4 separate regions of the Mus musculus genome follow, and regions 1, 2 and 4 are each linked to region 3. Evidence: chromatin loops called from intact Hi-C (ENCODE). Cell type or tissue: left cerebral cortex. All regions are shown on one strand.

The links. A loop is a pair of places that touch in the nucleus more often than their neighbours do. Peaks named below come from ENCODE experiments on the same cell type or tissue, not always from the same donor. Only the 100,000 strongest peaks of a DNase experiment are listed, where the experiment ranks them.
Region 1: it touches region 3 in a loop (2.5-fold over the local background); 4 of 42 quality-filtered maps call a loop at or near these places.
Region 2: a loop joins it to region 3, with 2.2 times the contacts of the local background. A loop is called at or near these places in 3 of 42 quality-filtered maps.
Region 4: it touches region 3 in a loop (3-fold over the local background); 3 of 42 quality-filtered maps call a loop at or near these places.

Annotation. Positions count from the first base shown.
Region 1 is chr9:16,498,391-16,503,390 of GRCm38, reverse strand. It overlaps Fat3 (FAT atypical cadherin 3), which reads left to right and starts at 1,337. Exons shown (of 26, transcript NM_001080814.2): 1 at 1,337-1,518. In left cerebral cortex, CTCF peaks have their summits at 1,221 and 2,499 (motif pointing right); DNase peaks (open chromatin) are centred at 3,132, 3,461, 3,661, 4,361 and 8 more places; H3K4me3 peaks cover 3,680 bases; H3K27ac peaks cover 3,776 bases.
Region 2 is chr9:16,280,105-16,285,104 of GRCm38, reverse strand. The region is part of intron 2 of Fat3 (FAT atypical cadherin 3); the gene reads left to right. Among named protein-coding and RNA genes, the nearest start is that of Fat3, 220 kb to the left of the region's middle. In left cerebral cortex, no CTCF peak of the experiment used is centred here; DNase peaks (open chromatin) are centred at 1,854, 2,166 and 2,512; H3K27ac peaks cover 1,093 bases.
Region 3 is chr9:16,025,840-16,030,839 of GRCm38, reverse strand. It overlaps Fat3 (FAT atypical cadherin 3), which reads left to right. Exons shown (of 26, transcript NM_001080814.2): 6 at 816-1,026. Among named protein-coding and RNA genes, the nearest start is that of Mtnr1b, 150 kb to the right of the region's middle. In left cerebral cortex, a CTCF peak has its summit at 2,170; DNase peaks (open chromatin) are centred at 876, 1,582 and 2,120; H3K27ac peaks cover 1,948 bases.
Region 4 is chr9:16,268,168-16,273,167 of GRCm38, reverse strand. The region is part of intron 2 of Fat3 (FAT atypical cadherin 3); the gene reads left to right. Among named protein-coding and RNA genes, the nearest start is that of Fat3, 230 kb to the left of the region's middle. In left cerebral cortex, no CTCF peak of the experiment used is centred here; DNase peaks (open chromatin) are centred at 184 and 2,263.

The DNA of each region.
Region 1 (5,000 bases), 470 kb before region 3:
CTCTTCAAAGGGTGTGACTGAGCACAGAGACTTTAAGGAGAGACAGACTCTGCTCCTGGAAGGGAAATTCAGGAATCAAGAAAAGGAGCAAATTTATCTCTACAGCATGTCTGCGGAAGCATCTCTCTTGGAGTTACTGCTCGGTCCCAGAGTTCCAGAGAAGCTGCCTGGGAGTGGGCACCCTAGGAACCCCCTGGGGTGAAAGCCTGCTTTAGACAGACGTGATTTGCTGTGCAGCAGTGGGGGTTGGGTGGAGGCTGGCGCTGGCCCAGGTTTACCGGGGCTGGCCGTTAGTTAGGAATGTTTCAGAGCTCACAGGCAAGGAACATAGGCTGAAGTGTAGCTCTACTGAAGCAGTGTGGGTGGGGTGGGGTGGGGTGGGGTGCCATGAATCCTCAGACTTGTGAGGATGATCCAGAAGTAAAAGGACCTAGAGGGCACACCGGTTGGTATTGCTAATCACCTGGCTCCCCTGAGACTGTTCACTCATTCCTGTTCTGAATGTCTTCACATCCCACCGTGTTTCAGACTGGGTGGGGGTGATGAGTCATGTTACTTTTTAGTCTGATTCTCTCCCACACAAAGGTGATCCCAGTGATCTGAAAATGCGTGGGAAAGAAATGCGAGTCCCGGGTGGGCAGCAGGAGGTACAGCGTTTGATAGCCGTGCCCACTGTGCTTCAAAGTAGCCTGAGGAGCTTGGGTAAAACCATGTTGGTCTCATTGTGCCTCGGTTTCCTCATCTGGTCCAGAGAAGTCTAGTGTATTCTAGGCAGCAGGCTGAAGAGCAGAGCAGAGCAGAGCAGAGCAGAGCAGAGCAGAGCAGAGCAGAGCAGAGCAGAGCAGAGCAGAGACGATTGAGTGTGGTGTGTGCGCGCTCTCTGAAAACGTCAGTCTGACTTTGGTGCGTTCTTCCAGCCACGCTAGAAGTGGAGGATGCCTAGGCTCTAAAATTAGTCCAGCTTCCAGGCGAGGCGCCCTTAGCGTCCTCCTGCTGACCGCCGGGTCTCCCTGCCCCCCTTTCCCTCCCCTTCTCTTCGTGTGGCGCTCGGAGATCTCTGGTCATCCCCCACCCCCATCCCCCGGAGGACGCGGCTCTGCGGGAGGGAGGAGAATACAGCGAAGCTAGGGGTTTGGCAGTGCGGCGGCGGCCGCCGCGAAGAAGAACCCGGTACCTCTCCACCGCCAGCAGTAGCGGTGCAAGCTGACTAGAGCAGACGCGAGAACCGCTCCCCCCGGCAGGCTGCGCTGTGATCTGGGCTGCGCGTTGGGACCTCGCTCCCGGGTTCCCCACCCCTCCCGCCGCCATCCTCCTCCGACTCCCCTCCTCCGCCGCCAACCCGCAGCAGTGGCGGCGTCCTGAGCGCCTAGCGCCTCCGCTCGCCGCCCTAGCCTCAGCCGGGAGCACGCGGCGAGCACTGCGGCGGAGGCGGCGGGGTGGCCAGCTCGCCCCTAGACTTGAAAGGAAGACCACGGAGGACTCGTCGGGTGCAGGGGCGCATCGCTGACCAAGGCAAGGGTGCGTGAGGATTTTTAGCATGCTTATTTGGGTGCATGGTGCACTGGCTGGGGTGCACCTTTCTCAGAACAGCCTCAGCAACCTGGTTACAGAGAGGCTGTGATGGGTGCTCCGGAAAGCTAAAGCTCTCAGAGAGAGTGGGGGGAAACTTTTCACCTTGTAAAGTTCCTGCCTGGGCGCTGCCTGGAGCTGTGGTCATTACCGCTACCAGCTGGAACCCAGGGAGACAGCCCTGCGGCAGGAGCCAGGAAATGGCACCGGAGTTGGTTAAGTTTAGGGCTAGCAATAAGAGGAGGGCGATCTTTCGGGTCTGTACATGCAGCTCTGGGTCCTCACTGAGCTTTGGCCGTTGGCTGCAGGTGGATGATATCAGGCGGCGATTCCGCTGGGTAGCTGGCGCTTGCAGCACTCAGTAGGAAGAGGGGCAGATGCCGATGGATGCACTTGCAGGACCCAGAGGCGCAAGTTGGGTGCATGCTAGAGGAGGCTATGAGCGGAGCAAAGAGCCCAGCCTCCACTTCCACGGTGCAGGAAGGGTAGCCTAGAATGTTCGCCTGCCCCTGCATACTATGTCTGAGTCTTGGGTTGTGAAAGGTTCTAAATGACAGCCGACTTTGAACTGGTGCGACAGTTTAGCCGAGAAGCCAGGAAAGGATTTCTGTTGTTTTGACGGGAGATGGACCCGACTGCTTTGGGAGAACGCATGATTTTTGGCGGGCGTCAGAACTGACCGTGCTATTTGAAAAGAGAATAGCGGTAGTCTGATCATCCCAGGGATGCCGAACAGCCCTTGCGGCTCCTCGTGGGCACGTTGAGGGCGCACTGTTCGCCGCCCCGAGTTCTTTCCGGAAGGTGTGGAAAAGAAACCATTGGCTCACCGGAGTGCAGTTGGGGATCTTAGGGAGCTGGCTGGGGGTGACAGAGGTGGACTGGACAGATTTCGCGTGGCGCTTGGTGAGCGAGAGGACTTGACCAGCTGGGGTCGCTGAGCTAAAATGCATCGGGCCGGGCTGGAGAAAGGTGGCGAGCCCGGGTCTTTTTGGCAGTATAATGCGGTCACTGTTTCTCCCCCAGCAGACTCTTGTCTCGTGTGTTTTCGGAAGTGTTTAAACATTGTCCAAGATTAGACTTTGCGGAAAGCAACTTTTGTTGCTGTCCTCTGCCCGGCTCTTGGGAGCTGTGGTGCGCTCGGAGAGAGGGTGAGATGCAGAGGGCCGGGTGTTGCCGGACGCTCTAAAGGCACAGCTCTTGGCTCTTGCTACCAGAGGAAAGGGGGCGCTCCTAGATGTGCATGCTGGTGATAGCACCCACCTTGAGGTACAATAACGAGCAAGCTCGGCAATGAGAGTACCCATAAATGAACGTGAAGGTAGACTACACAGGCAGTGAAGATGCGGAGGTGGCTGGGAGTCTCCCAGAAGCAAGAAGCTATGGAATGTGGAACCGAGGGCAGCCAATGGCTCTAGTCTCCCTGAAGGAGACCCACTTCGCCGCCGCTTGCTCTCGGGTCCTGGATCTTGGTGGGGGTATTCCAGAATCCTAGGCACAGAGGCTGGAGTGAGGGACACTGGGCTAGGCTGAGGGTGGGAGAATCCTTTCTCTGCCTTCGCCTCTTCCCCGCCCCCAGACTTTGGCGCGTTTACTTCCAAGTTGGATCCCACTTCCATTTACAAGTGTCAGACAAACCGCGCCAAGCACCCGCTCAGCCAGATGGGGGAGGGCGCGGGGCGGGAGCTGTGAGCCCACCGGGGTCGGCTCCGGAACGGCTCTCCGGAGTGCTTTCCTAGCTTTTAGGCCTTGATGTTTAAAAGGTATATAAAAGAAAACTGCAAAGCCCATAGCACTCGTGTACACTCGCGTACCAGCCTTTTATCCTCCTTCCATCGACACATTCATTTTCTGGCCCCACGCTTGCATTTTCAAAAGCGAGTTTGGGCAATGGGGGGAGGGGCGAGAAGCTGGCCGCCAGTCCACCTCTGTGGCTTTGAGCTCTGGGCTTTGTTGCCAGGATTTGATTGCGCCCGGGCCGAGTTTAAAAAAAAAAAAAAATGTAGAAAGACAAAACAGGCCAGACACACTGCAGGCGAAGCTGCCTTGATTCGGGCCATGGAAAGGGAGAACTGCCATCCAGGAATTGAGGACCCAGAGGCCGGCATCCCAGAGAGCATAGGCTCTCTCGCTGCTGCAAGAGCCCAACTCTGGGTTACCCGATGCTTGAGTGGGGGCGGGGATGGGAAGTGGGGGAGGAAGTTCAGTCTGATGTGGAGATTGAATCTCATCAGAAAGAAAGGGAGGAGATGGGAGAAAGGGAGAAAGAAGGAGAAGACATAGAGAAATAAAAATGATAAGCGATCTTAAAATGTGCCGATCATCGACGGCTTCTTCTCCACACCGAGCCTCTTCCCTTTTTTTTTTTCATTATTATTAAAAATTGAACAATTGCACATGGAGAATTAAAGAGTAAATTTAAAAGGCATGCAAGGTAAACAGGGCACCAAAAGACAAAGAGTTTCTTAAATGTATAATAACTTCTCCTCGATATGACTTTAATGTAGTAGGGTTGGTGTGTGTGATGAGTTCAATTGTCTTTTTTTTTTTTTTTTTTTTTTTTTCCTTAGCATTGGATAGGGAGTCAAGTTGCTTTCGAGAAATAAAGCAAATAATTAAAACCAGTTAGATCAGGAGTCCCCATTGTTGTCTCTGGAATTTGGACAATGAATGGTGTTGGAATGTGTTTCTATGCCCTGTGCAACCGGGGGGAGAAAGTTCCCAGGACTGTCCATGTTATAACGTCTTCATATCTGAGCCACACAAAACTCCACGTGAGAGACAGCTGGCTGAGAGATCAGAGATTGCTAAGCTGCTGAGCTGGCTCCAGCTCTCCTCACTGCAGGCTTTTCACAGCCAGTGTTTGTTGACCAGTGACTGGCTTTCCAGCCTTGTCTCCATCAGCTCTCTGCCTCTCTCAATTTTTATTTATTCTGGTTTCTGGCAGAGACATTTTGGGAATTTTTAGGTAGTCAGGATCCAGTCAGTCTGTTAAGTAGCAATTATATTTGTGCTGAGCTACTAAGGAATAAAACGAGTAGCAACAAACGGGGGATGTGAGTGGGGTGCCCACTGACCTGTGTGTTGTGTGGGTATTTTGCTAACTCACAGCTGTTTGTAAAGCAAGGATTCTTACTGCTCACATACGAACAGTTGAAGGTCTGTTAATCATACCTGCATACTTCCCATGCTGGGGGAAGGAACTGCTCTTAATCTAGAAAGTGAGTTATGTCAAATAGAAAGAAATAGGCAACCACCATTCCAGAGGATTATTCAATCATAACCCACAAATTACTGACCAACAACCTGCTATCCTCTTTTCTTGGAGTTAGGACGGGTGTTTCTCTGTGCCTTGGATTTGTCCAGGCCAGTGATGGAAAGAGGGGAAGCATACTAGTGGGGATGTCTGGTGTTTCCCTCGGTGTTACCTCCAG
Region 2 (5,000 bases), 250 kb before region 3:
TTCGGTTTTGTTTGTTGTTTATTTGAGGTTTTGTTTGTTTGTTTGTTTTTGGGTCACTTCATAACAAGTGAAGTTGTATCCTGGACTATTTTTCTCTGTGAGAGCCAATGTCAGATATAAGACAATATTTTAGAAAGAAGCTAACTATTCATAAGAAAAACCAGCAAGTTGCCACCTAAAGAGACGAAGCCTGAGGTTCCCAGTTTCTATCACTGCAAAATGTAGTTTGCATTACTTCTTTGGGCCTTTTTGCCCAGAGGAATACAAAACAGAAATGCAGCTAAAGAACACTTCAAGAGAGTAGCAATCAGATGTGTTCTACCAAGTTCTGAGAGGACACATTGATTGTCGTGCCTCCTTCTTTTGAATGTCAAGCCTTGTATGTTAAATCTAAAGCCATGGGGTAGAATCATCATGAATTATAAATTGAAAATTATTTTTAGGAGTCACTTCTGTACCAATCTTCATCAAAAACTTTTATGGAGAGAAGAGGCTATGAAACCAAGTGAAAAGTTAACATGGAGCGAAGAAAGATGCTTCAGTGACTCATAAGACAATTTAGAAAAGCTCCCTTTCAAGCGGAAGGGGTCTGCAGCCCTATAGGTGGAACAACATTATGAACTAACCAGTACCCCCAGAGCTCGTGTCTCTAGCTGCATATGTAGCAGAAGATGGCCTCATCGGCCATCACTGGGAAGAGAGGCCCTTTGGTATTGCAAACTTTATATGCCCCAGTACAGGGGAATGCCAGGGCCAAGAAGCGGGAGTGGGTGGGTAGGGGAGCAGGGCGGAGGGAGGATATAGGGAACTTTCGGGATAGCATTTGAAATGTGTATAAATAAAATAGCTAATAAAAATAAATAAATAAATAAGAAAGAAAGAAAGAAAGAAAGAAAGAAAGAAAGAAAGAAAGAAAGAAAGAAAAGCTCCCTTTCAAGGTTCATGTGTCTGGTGGTAGCTGACTATGCAGCAGACAAATAGATGCACACACAAACACACACACACACACACACACACACACACAGAGAGAGAGAGAGAGAGAGAGAGAGAGAGACAGAGAGACAGAGACAGAGACAGAGAGACAGAGAGAGACAGAGTGACAGAAAGAAATGGGAAGAGAGGGACAGATGTGTGTAAGCATGTGTTTTTGATGGGGGAGTAGAAGGTAAATGAACAGGAGAAAACTCTAGGACTGAGTTGATAGATAGCTGGTAACTACATCCCACTGAGCAAATTCTTTAAATCACACTGACCAGCAAAGCAATTGTTCACTTAACGTTATGTTGACTGGTATACCTGTATTCTGTGGTGACCACTTGAAATCAACTGTCTAGGGTTTTATACTCATAGCAGTATTTATCATTTATGTAACTCAGTTTCAAAGCCATTCTTATGATACATCTAAGTACATTTCAATAGCAAGCAAAAACACATCCAATTCAATTTGCTTCTGTCTTTCCTATCTTATCATGGAGGTCAAAATGTTTTCATGGACCATCACGTTGCCCATATACCACCTGCTTCACACATATAAGAAGGGCAAGCCCAAAGACTGTCACAATTGTCACCGCAGAAATTGAGGGTAGTAGACAGTTACTTACACTGTCAAATCACAGTAGGTAGGCTATGCAATTCCAGTGTGAAATGTCCCCAGGACATTTGTGCCCAGGTGGAACTATTCCTAGAGATTTTAGATCACTTGGAAGATGGAATCTAGCTTCAGAAAATGGGTTGTTGGTGGCTGGGCCTTTATTTTTATAGCCTGGCCTCACTCCTTTTCCTCTCTGCTTCTTGGTTTGGGAAGAGGTGAGTCAGTAGCCTCTTGTTGCTGTCACCATGGATGAGTTGGCACTTTCCCTGCCACACAGGACTTCTGCCCACACAAACTCTGTGCCAAAGTAAACCTCTCTACCCTCAACTTTCTTCACAGTGAGGTATAAAATAACTAAAATACGTATTTGCTGATCTGTGAGAATGAAAATGTTAGCCCTTGCTCTCATGAAAATTTCTCCAACATTGATGGAGAAACTCATGGCCACTAAACCATAGCACTATTGATCAGATAAGCCAGTTGAAAACAAAGCATAAAACTAAATTCCATCTTGAACGTAGTAGCACTTGCCAGCATCAAGTCTTCCTTGTAGCATGTTACTCTGCTTGTTTATTTCTTCTGTACCCATGACCAAAATGGGAGCTCCTGTCTTGCGCAGAAGGCCAGGGGCCAGAGTGGTAATACAAAGTGTAAATGGGATCCTCTCGCTCTGGTTAGCCTTTCTCCATGTGCTCTTGTTTAAACTCTGAACACCTGGTGGAAAGTTCATTAATGGACTTTATTAGTAAATCCAGAGGGACCATAATTGGTCTTCCATTTGTTATTTTTAATTGAGACTGTCTGACAGCTTTATAAAACACTTCCCACAGACAAGGATGGGGATTTCTATGGTAACATGAGGCCACTTGCTCTGGATAACAGATGACAATGAAGATGCCTCTATTTTTGGGGTTTAGGGTGTGAAGTGTATTTTTGTCCATTGCCTCATGCTGTGTGTAGGTGGCAAACATAGCATGCTAAAAATACAAGCTGTCAGACTCTTACTTAGGGATGGAATAAATAGGTCCAAAGTACTATATATGTACATATACAATCTAAACTCCCCAAATACAATGTGTCTGTCCTCTTTTCTAGATAAATCTGTTCTATTCCTCACAGAGACTTGTTTAAGTAGATGCATCTTTATTTTAAATGCTCTGTTGAGTTCTCCAGACCTGACACTCTCACCAAAATCACCTGCTCACCCACACCTACCTTGCTAGTCTGCTAATTTACTTTATTGTCTGTATTCAAGCTTGGAAGCAAGTTTATTGAAAGTGGAAGCGGTGGCTCACAGTGCTGTAGCTCTTACATTTATCACAGCTGTGACGTGATCCCAGAGCAGATGTTAAGTCGACATGAAGGTTGAGTTCATTCATGGTTCACTGAATTCTTCTGTGTCTACACTGGAACACACGGACAGTTAGAGAGCTCTGGTCTGTGCAGGTCATAACCATGTTTGACCTGAAGTCACTTACAACTCTGTCTGTTAAAGGGTAGCATGGTGTGCATCTGTGAGAGTATCTGGCTCATTAGAAATCAGTACTACTTTCCTGGATAATGTTTTTAGCACAGAAACCAGAAGACTTACATACTTTTGAGTAAGTTAGGATGCTACATACATTCATGGAGTGTTCTTGGAGAATACTACAGCACGGACGTTATTTAAACAAAGTAGCCATAAGTTAAACACTGATTTTATAAAGCCACGTGGATATTTCCAAACATAATAAAACAGATTTTGGCTCTTGAAAACTTGGGTTTTGTTTTCAAGTTATTTTGTTTCAAAATGTAGAAAATCTATAACTAATTGAAGAATGCCTTGACCTCTCTGAAGCTAAGCTTGCTCCTAAAACAAATGTTTCAACAAATCATGGCATAAATGTCCCTGGTCCTGACAAATTGGAGTCATTTCATATTATTTTGCTTATTTTTCTTATTAAAACTATGTCTTCTCCAGACCTCACACTCTGTGGTTACATGTCTACATAGTCGTCGACATCTCTTTCTTTCTTCTAGCGTCTCCAGCATTATCCTTCATTCCTGCCACCCTAGTGATTATTCTATTCTATTACTACTACTGCGTAATCCCAACTGCTCATCTCAAGAAGAAGAGTTGGAAAGTGAGGTTTGGGGGCTAGGCGTGAGGATGACTGACTGCATGTGAATTGTTTTTGTTGTTGTTGTTGTTGTTCTTCGAGACAGGGTTTCTCTGTGTATCTCTGGCTGTCCTGAAACTCACTTTGTAGGCCAGGCTGGCCTTGAATTCAGAAATCCGCCTGCTTCTGCCTCCCAAGTGCTGGGATTAAAGGCATGCGCCACCACCGCCCGGCGTGAATTGTTTTCTAGGAGAAATAAGCTACCCTAGCCTCATAGCTGTTAACATGTTGGAAGTGTAAAATAAAGATCATTGCAAACACAACAATGCTCAGACCATTATGACTTTTAGTAAAAAGAGTTTACTCAAATAGTTATAGTTACACAAAATGAGCTTTATGTGGCTACCTCACAAGAAAATAAGCATATATCACGGCACATATAAGAATGCTATCCATTTTATATTGCGTTCTTTGTCACTGTGGCTTCTTAGTTTGAATCTATTTGAAGGATTTGTTTTGTTTTGTTTTGTTTTTAATTTCCACCATAGTTGTAAGCTATTTTATTTCCTTTTTGAGCATTCTGGGACAACACTACCCTATGAAATTCCACTCCTAGACCAATGTAAATTTCTTAAATGAAGGCAATAAGCATTCCTTTCTACCCATGCACAGTTCCAGAAACAGTGGAAGTTGCAGATAGTAGATAGTTTTCCATCTCTAAAAATGAAGTTTCAATATACCATCTTCAAAAAAGCCATTTAGGATGCTTGGTTGCTTGATTGACATTTAAAACCTCCTCTTCAGGATATTTTCTAGTCATTTATTTCAGTGAGAAGAAAAGTTTTTATTGCCTTGGTGATAATAATAAATACTTTCAAACATGAGAATTTTTTTTAAACTTGTATCATTTGATCTTGCTTTTATTCATCTCTATGCATTTCTCAATCTCCTGATCAGCAGATATGCAAACATAAAGGGGAAGGAACTAGAAAACAAGGGATGGAGAACTGGGGCTTGGATTCCAATCCCATGACTGTAGGCTATGAGTATGCCTCTGGTAAGCCACTATGAGTTTTTTTGTTTACTTTCCTTTCTTCTTCTGTGTGATTATTTTGTATGTTTTCCTTGCAGCAGAATCTCCCTCTGTATACAAGTATCCTGAATCCGACCGTCTTAGAATTCACTTTCTCATCCAAATTGACCTTGAATCTGTGATAACTCTTCTGCCTTAGCCTTCCTAGAGATGAGATTAGGGATATAGTCACTATGCCCACCTTATTTTTCCCATCTTAACTATTGGGATATATGAC
Region 3 (5,000 bases):
AAGGTGCTGAACATAACAGGCAGTATATATCTAGTTCAAAGCAGAAGAAACTATGATACACATGCACACTGGTACATATGTTTACACAAATACATACGATCACACAGGTGCATACACAATTGCACACATATTCCCACACACATATGTATGCATATTACCACACATTGCACATACTCATATATATGATCACACACATGTACAACACACATATATAAACATAAACATATATGCACACACATAATATACTTACACATATTCACATATGATGCACACACTCATACACATGCACATATACATGCAAAAACAGTGCATACACACAAACTTACTTACAAACTTGTACATATATGTATATATATACATGCACATAATGTACTTATACTCACACATACATAGATTCACCTTCACATGCATTACACATGTGCTCATGTATCCTAACACACAAATAACATCTCACATTCATTCCCCCTTCAACTCTCAATAGAGATGAAGTTTCAGAATCATGCTATAAGAAATTAAATTAGATATTTCTACTCACATAAACTATTACTCTTGCCCCTGATATACTATGAATTTTAAGAACAACATTTATTTTTTTATGGTTTCACATCTCAAAAGTCAGCTTCTGGCAAATGTAGTGTGAGCCCTGTCTGCAGTCTCCACTCCAGAGTGCACTCTGAGGTCTCAACTGGACACAACTTTCCTTCTTATGACACGGTGCAGAAACTGCTCCTTGGGCTTGTTACTGTGTGAGTAAAAGCCTTCCACAGACTCACAGCACTAAGCCATCTTTCTGTGTCCCTCCCATGTGGGAGTAGATCAAGGCTGTGGACAATGGCCGCCCACAGAAATCCTCCACTGCCCGCCTCCACATCGAATGGATTAAGAAGCCCCCGCCTTCACCTATACCATTGACATTCGATGAACCATTTTACAACTTCACCGTCATGGAGAGTGACAAAGTAACCGAGATTGTAGGGGTGGTGTCAGTGCAGCCAGCTAACACCCCTCTATGGTTTGACATCGTCGGTAAGTTCAAGTCTCTAGAGCATATCAGGAAATGGACTTGAAGGAACGTGTTGAAGGAACTTGCCAAACAAGCCAGTAAATAAGTAAATGAATGAATGAATGAATTGTAAAGACAAAAGAAAAAAATTAAAAGGTAGCAATTAAGCCTAAGATTAAAAATAGTGCTGGAATGCAAAAGAGCCAGTAAAATGAAAAACCAACCTGTGCTTTCGTTCTGATTCCGTAGCTAAGCTGAACAGAAAGTGCTCTCTGGCTGGATTTCTCCATAGTACGTGATTTACTGCGACCTTACTGTCCTTCTGTGTGTCATTTTAATTCTATTGTCACACTTGGCTAATCTCATTTCTAAATGTATTGATGGTACTAGACTTGCTGTCCTTCATTTCTCTCTTTTTCTTCACCTTTTTTTCTGCATTCTGTTTTTTTTTCTGCTCCCGACTGCCCTGCTTCAAGGTGGCAAGCATGCTCGAGAGATGTTCTATATTCTACAGACAGCTTGTGGGCAGAACTGTTCAACAGAAGGTACCCTCAGTGCAAACACATTTGCTAAAATACAGCTATCCAATCTGCCTTTTACGGTTTTTTTTTTAAACAAATTGAATTACATCTTTCATAACTGCCTGTGACAGACTGAAACACAGCCCACAGGTTTCATACACGCCTCTAACAGCAACCTCATTCCTCATATCCAATGACTTCTTTGTTTGAAATCAAATGGGTTTAGAGTTTGGGGGGGTGTTTTGATTTTTCTCCCATTGCTTTTGAGGTATGTGGGGTTTTTTTTGTTGTTGTTGTTTTATTTTTATCTTTTTGGAGGTTGGTTTATTTAACTGGGAATATTCCAATTGAAAATAAATGAAAATGTAATTCCTGCCCCCTTGCTTTTCAGCAGTAGTGTCATTCACAGACCAAAATGCCCCACCAGAGAGTCCCCTGGCTGCTGTCCACAAAAGGAAGGCCAGGAAATAGAACCTAGATGTGTAGCCAGTAAGCCCCCACTCACCCTGAATAGAGAAAACAGATGGAAGGAAGCAGGCAGGGCAGACCCAGGGAGCCAACTTTTAAATTCCTTGAAAGAAAGCAAGCAAGCACACCAGGCTGCAAAAGGAAAAGGGCAAAACAGCCCTTCCACAAACCTGCAGGGAGGGCGCTGGAGAGGAAGAGTGTGTAGGATGGGAAATAAAACAGGCTGTTCGTTGTCAAAGAGAGAGGAGAGTGTGCCCTGCCAGGGGCGGATTAGGGCTGAACTAGAGCCCACTTCCCAGAGTTCTCTATGAACAGCCAATAAGCCAGAAGAACACTGTGTGGGAGAATCGTTTCCTTCCTCATGATGCCTGGACAGGATGGCCAGCAACCTGCCTCTCCTTTAAACAGCTGGATCTGGAGAAAGCATTTAGGAGGCTCCATATCTGGTTTCATGAAATGAAGAAAAACAATGTTCTATGTCTCCCAGTCAAACCTCAGAGAGTCCTCTGAACTCCCAACAAGTAAGGGCTTGCCCTCTGCATTTCGTTCTGTGAAATACAGGGTATCTTAGTTTTAGTTAACTGAGATTAATCTCAACATCTTCTCATATGACCATTCTTCCAATTCCTTCATGTCTGCCAGCGTATTTGAGACGGAACATCTTCTGACCCATGAGAAATGTTTCTGCCACCATCTCAGTAGTTTCTGACTTATTCAGTCACTATATGATACCGTCTCTTCTTTCTTGATGCAATGAAGCATTGCATGTGGTACCAGTTATTTGTCTTTTGCCTGCCTGGACATCTTTGGTCATCCCTTCACCAATTCACTTTGCAAAGCATGTCTGCTGCCTGACAGAGCTTGCTGTTTCTTTTCCAAGCTGCCCATGCATAGGAAATCTCACTAGCATACCTTTCTTTGATGCTAGGTGTGGTGGGTCACCTGACCCCAACTCCTCGGGCCAGTCTACAGTTCTTCAGCATCTCTACAAGTATGTGTAGGTGTAGGCTAGCATGCAGCTAGGAGTACTCCGTGTAAGATTACACATGGGTTTTTCACATTATGTTATCAATACTACTAAACATTTTTATTTATGCGTATCCCATATCCATTCTTCACCCTCAAGGTCAAAGCCCATGTCTCCATTCTCGATCTTGCTGGAGCTTCTGTTGCTCTTTACCCAGAGTGAGTGAACTAAGATACAGAGACTGGTGGTGATGCCTCAGGCAGCCATGTTAACCCTATTGTAGTAGCCTCCTGGCCCTACAGAGAGTCAGTATGGCATTCCAGTTTACCCCAGCGCAGATAGCCTCACTGTCCAAAGAGAAAGAGCTGTTTATAGAGACTCTCCTTTCTGGCATTCACACTTAATCCAGGAACCATATGCAATGTGCGGCCATAGCTATTATGACTCTTTCTCTTCGTGCTCCCAAGCACTGCTCTTTTCCGTAGATTCTGCTTCCTCCCCATCCCCACCTCATCCATTCTACTTTGTGAATGAAAGTAGTTTTTATCAATGAAGACTCCCAGGACTGTCCCCTGATCTGGAATCCTCCATCACAGACATTTCTCTATGAATCTGGTAACAGATTGCTAAATTTCTTCTACAAATTGAAGTTACTGGGCCTGGTGCCCAAACAGATCATGATTTTCTTTCCATCCCCAGGTTCAGCCAACAATGGCTTGAAATGCCAACTTTTTACTTTACTGTAGAACTCTGAGTCCTTTCCCAGGTGCTGGTGGTTTGCAGCAGAGATGATCGCCTTTATCAAATCTCATAAAAATATGGCTTGCCTGCCAGAGTCATAATTTACCAGCTGTGCTGACAACCTCTTCCTTCTTTTAAAACCTTTTGTTTGCTTTATCATCATCAGGTGTTTCGTCCTCACTGACAAAATCCACCTTTTGTGAATCTTCCTTTCCTCCTTGCCTAAGCATCATTCTTGATCAAACTAGCACAGAGGGAATCAAGAGCGGGCAATGTCCCTTAGCACATAATACCTATCTGTGAGCTCTGCAGGGAGACAGAGAATAACATGAGGCAGGGAAGGTCAGCATGGATCTGAAAAGCAGCCTCGGATCCTGCATTCGCCAAATCCTCTTTTGCCCAAATCTTCTTGTGAAGAATAAGTCAACCTGAGTTTACACCATAGACCTAGTGCATTTGGATAACCATGGAGAACACACTGAGAGGCCCGGGGCATAACATCCTCACCTGGCATGTCCCTTTAAACTGCTCAACCTGGTGAAACCTCACTCAGTAAACAAAGACAGTGCTTCTGACTGCCTTTCATCCCCATTGAGAACCTGCTCTCACTTGCGCATTTCCAAACTTACAGGACTCTGATTTTGACTCAATTTTCTTACCTCCTACCAGAACATGAAGTCACAGGAACTCCATGTGAGCAGCAATTTGTCCCCAAGCCTAAACAACTTGCATTTTCTCAACTCCAAATGAACTGTGTTTCCTCTGTAGCTAGACCCTTCTGCTCTCAGAAACAAGCTCTACTTATAGCCAAGCTAAGAAAGCTGTAATTAACAGGCAACATAATAAAGTTCAGCTGTTGTGGAATTAAACAGCCCAACACGCAGCATGCTTCCTTTCCTTGTTAAAGGGGAAAGAGAATGAAGGGAACAAAAACAACCCACGATCCTTTGCGGCTTTGTAAAGTGTCTTTCCACTTCTCGGGAGGCTCTGACTTCCCCTCAGCTGTTCCTTGATTTACATACCTCCAATGTGCAGGCAATCTGGTTCTCAGCTCAGCCCCTGAATCATATTCTAATGGTAAATATTTGATTTGTAAAGGCTGCCATCATTAACAACTCTGCATTGAAACCTGAAGCATGCTGCCTTCCAGTTTTTACCTGACTTTAGTTTTACCTGAATCATCATAGAAACATGCTTCACCTTGCAGATAGGAAGTATATGCACTACCCTGATTGGCCTCGCCCAGTGTTAGGAAGGAGAAAGGCTATGAATCTCTAGTGGTCCTCTGTGCTAGCCTCTC
Region 4 (5,000 bases), 240 kb before region 3:
TGTGCTAATCTCCCTGAAGAGCTTTGCAGCAGGTTTTTCTTTTCCTTTTAATTTTTTTTAAGTGAACATCTCAGGTTTTGGGGAGTGCAACCTTTACTGGAGAGGAGGAAAGTAGGCACTTGACAGCAGGAGAGACAGAAGGGCAGAGCTTAAATTATATCATGTTTCCAAAATAATTCTCCCTCCCAAAACAACAGGGTGCTGCCTGCTGCTAAGGGGATTTAATCTTATAACTGCAACATTGTGTGAAAGAATGGAAGCACTGCATTCTGAAGGAGTTCTTACCATGTTAATTCTTCAGTCAAGAGTCCTATGTAATTCCTATTCTTATGCCATACACAGAAGCAACCAAACCCATAGTTGTTAACAGCAGCAACAAACCTCCACTGAATGCATCTTTTAAGTCAGACATCCAGGTGTTGTTACCCTGATGGTCTCTCACTCAAGCCCTTGCCCAAAGTAGTAGACCTACATGAGTGCCATTTTAACATGAAGGCTTTGAGCTCAGTGAGGGCAAGTGAGTTAACCAAGGTCATGCAGGAAAAGACAGAGACTCAAACCACATCTTTATGTCTCTAAAGTCCATGTATTAAATCCAGTACTAGTGTGAACTTGCTAACATCTCCCAGTCCTTCTGATTCTACCTTGGAAATGCCTGTCAAAGCCATGGACTGAACTAGAAATTCTCAAGTAAAAGGCATGTTATACAAAGAAGACTATTAGTTCTATCTGGCAAGATATCTGGTGACCATAAACCCCTGCCTTCTGGTGTTTATATCTTGGTAAAATACCCTTCTCTTGTATAAGTGGTTGATATTGTTTTGTATCCCCTAGAATATTGTAAAAGTGACTCTCATGATTAAAATGATTATAATACAATATTGATTAAGACTGTTATGAGCATATAATTCTAAAGTTGTGTGTGTGTGTGTTGTGTACATGTGTGTTCACATATTTTTGGATACACTTGCACATGTTGTGTATGTGTATCCATGTAGAGGCTAGAGATGGATACTGAGATCTTTCTTGATACATGGTTTTTTTTTTTTTTTTTTATCTGTTGTGATGTTCTCTCATTAAATCCAGAAATGAACCCACCAATTCAGCTATTCTAGCTGACCAACTAACCCAGGAGATTCCATGTTTTCATCTCGCAGACACTGGGATTTTATGGGTGGACCACCTTGCTTACCTGGATTTTATATGGGACTCTGGAGAGTCAAGCTCCAGTTCTTATGCTTGTGAGGCAAAAGTTTTAATTCCATTCTAGACTCTTAGTGGGTTTGAAAATGTAGGCAACATGCCAAGCATGTTTATATGATGAGAAGGCTATGGACAGGCTCCAGGGACCAACAGCAGCCTTCCAATGATGACCAGCTCAAAGCAGCGGCTGTCATTTGCACAACCACAAGTAGAATAATTCTGACAACATTCTGGTTAATCTTGGAAGCAGATTCTTATCTACTTGACTCTCTGGGTGAGAACATAGCCTGGCTGCCATTGTGATTGCATTCTTGTGAGACACTAAGCCATGCCTGGGTTCCAGATCCAAAGGGACTATGAAATAATAAACACTCTATTTTCAGTTGCTAAATGTGTATTGGGTCTCAACTCTCCCACTCCCTAACAATGGACAGTAAATAAATGCATTAACCTTTCTGTGCCTCCCTCTCTTCTACACTAAAGACTAATGTCGGAGAAGTAGGAACATTCACATCTTTTTCTTTGAGATTGAGGGGGAACAGGAAGCTATTTCACCAGATTAGGAGAAAGAAATGTAGGAAGCACATGGACCCTTACTGAAAGAACAGAGTCCCCACCTGCCTGGAGCAACCTGGCACCGTGTAGATGATCCAACAGCATGAACCTCAGTTAATGTGAGGGACAGACCTTCAGGAACTCTGTCACTGGCTGTGTTTGGAGTGCAATCCTCTGCACTTAGTCCTTCACTCCACCACCCATTGTCTTCCATTCTTTGTTCCATGGCTATAGTGAGAGAATATGGTGGGTTTCTTAGTTGGCCCTTTGGCCTGGGATTCAGATGAACTCCACCGGTTGGAGTCTGTTTTTTTCCCCATGGAACATAGAAAAGAGTTAGCCTCACATAACTTTATTTGGGTCACACTAGTGTATGTTTGATTATAGAAATCTTCTTACCTACTTTAAAGTCTGTCCAAAGTATAACATCTACCAGATGGTAACAGGACATTATTATGCCAAATGCAATCCTAGGAGTTCTCTCTGAGAGCAGGAACTGGTTGTTCAGAACTCTCTACTCTTTTTCAGTGCTGCTAAGAGTGCTGGAAAATACATTATGCTACAGCCCTCTGCAGAGGACTGGAGAGTGGCTTTCTTGCTTTTTTTTTGATAGGGAAAAAGAGATGCATTTAGCAGGGCTTTTATTTTTTTAACTTTCACTCAAGAGCAACAAAGAGACAGCTCTGAAATCTGCAAGATTCTCTGGAGACATCTTCCCTTCCTACCCCATTTCATTAACCTTTCTTCTGAGACTACTTATGAGTGCCTGGGTTTAATTAAGAATTTTAGTGTGCAGTACAGAGGGAGCCCATCTCTCCCCTTGGCGTGGGGCTTCATCTGATTTGTGTTGAGCACATACGTTTTTTGGAGAATTAATTATAATTGCATATGACAAAAGAAATAACTCTTTTGAAATGTCTTCAAATCCTTAATGCTGGTTTATTTGCAAGTAATGATGATAGCCATCAACATACTCAGTTCCAGTGGCCTCTACTATCTACCTAGTTTTGCATAGAGCAATACAATTCCAATTTCATAAAATTGGGGCTGGATGGTTCTTTGTTCTGCACTAAATATTACTTCAGAGATTTTAACAAAGAGTAGAGAGTGGTCTGTTACAGCAAACTGGACTCGTGCCACAGCCTTAAGTGGACATGGATAATATCTTAGTTCTAACAGGCTGCTGGCTTACCATTCAGGTTACTGCCTCCTAAGCAGTATAGATCATCAGAAGACCTCTTCTGTGTCAGGATGTTGTAAACAGTCAGGGGCCTTCCATAGGATTTTATTTCTAATTCAAAGCATTCTTTCAAGAATTTCTTCAAAATTTCTTTGGATTACACCAAGAGAACGCAGGTCAACTCTTGTCATAGATGATTAAAACAATACTATAGTTTATCATGAGCATTTGTACGCCTTTTAGGTCATTTTTGTATACATTAACCTGTTCTTGGTCTTCTAAGGAAGAGGAAAAGTGATATTACAAGGCAGTTTAATGGGTGTATTTCATTAAACACAGAAACCTTATAGGTTAGTTAAAATTAGTTATACTCTTTAGATTAGAAAACTTAGGCTCAAGATTTTTATTTTAGAATTCAGGATTCCCTTGACCTTACAGCCATAAATTTTTGGCACAGAAGGCTGAAGTTTGCCACAGTAGATCACTATTTAGATTCTTTCAATCTCAGCTTTTACTTCGTTAACAGAAAAGCATGGGCCTAGAAAGTACCATTTCATCATTAATATCTAGGTACAAGACTAATTTCAGTGAAATAGGAAAATGAGCATCTTCAACACTGAGTATTGACAGGAAGCTGTTCCATCTGATGAGGAGAACAAGTTGCATGAAGCATGTGGACCTTTACCTAATGGAAAATGAATTTCCATTTGGGGGCAGTATCATTCATTATCTTTACAGCTGTAAGGATTACCAGGACAATCAAAGAACAGGTGTAGTACCACAGTCTTCAAGTTCTCCTGCTATGCCCCTGGTACCCAGGATGCACTGGTAGAGATCCTAGACAGGCTTCATTGCAACTGGACAGGTGCTGCTAAGCCTCTAATGGGTCTCTACTCATTGGAGTAGACAATGCCAAGCATACTGTAATGAACAGGACAAATGCAATTTTTTTACAACAAACAATTTTTCTGTCCATGTGATGACAGTTCAGAGTTAAGAGAGTTTGCTAGGACCAGAGGATCTGGGAAGGTTCCTAGAGGAGGTAACACAAGAAATAGTGCTTAAAGGGAGGGAATGGAAGGGAGAGGGAGAGAATGGAAGGGAAGGGACAGGAAGGGGAGGGACGGGGAGGGGAGGGGAAGGGAGGGGAGGGCTGGGGAAGATATTCTAATCATCATGGAAGGCATTTGACAATTTGGCTGTCATGGTACATGGGTTTATATATATTCATTCTTAGCTGGGACAGAGTTGTCTTTTTAGTAACTCTGAGCCTGAAGCAGTGCTATGTACTTAGTCACTCAGAAATTGAAGTAGAGCTCTATAGCAACTTATGCTTGAACAGTGCTTAGTCTAGCTGAGCCTAGGACAGTACTATGTGTTTAGTCCTTCTGAAACTGAAGCCACACTATATTCAGTCAATCTAAACATGAATCAGAGCTGTGCATTCAGCCCCTCTGAATCTGGGTCAGGGCTATATACACCATCGTTCTGGTCTGTAGTATGGATGAGTCTGTTTTTCTGATCTGACTCTGGCCTGTATATTTAATCACACTAAGCTTGGATTAGGATTGTATATGCTCTTCTGACTTAGAGCTAGGCTGTGTATGTGTTCTTAATTCTGAGTTCTTTGTTGCTACAGCCTTCAAGAAGGAAGTTCTGAGTATTGCCATTAGAAGACTGTGTAAAGGTCTTTTATTCTAGCAGTGGTTCACATTAACACTTGAACTGAAAATGCATTTTTTTCAACCCTGAGGATAATTCTTTCTTCTACCAGCAATTCTTAAAAGAATCTCTCCAGAACTCCTCAAAGGGATGCAGTAGGCACAGAGTCACACTCAGTTTGTTTCCCTTAGATGGGCATTTAAAGGCTTAGCTCTCTGCAGATGGTCTTCAGTGTGGGACCACATTCTGAGCTGCAAATTTTCCTGGCTTTTGTATACACTGCCCCCATGCCTGTCTGCAGTATCTCAGATCAGCTCTCTAGAGATGATTGCCTAGGCAGGGACTCCATGCCCTGCTCAGGCTTGTAATGTGGGGATCTCTAGACAATGTAATTTGTTGA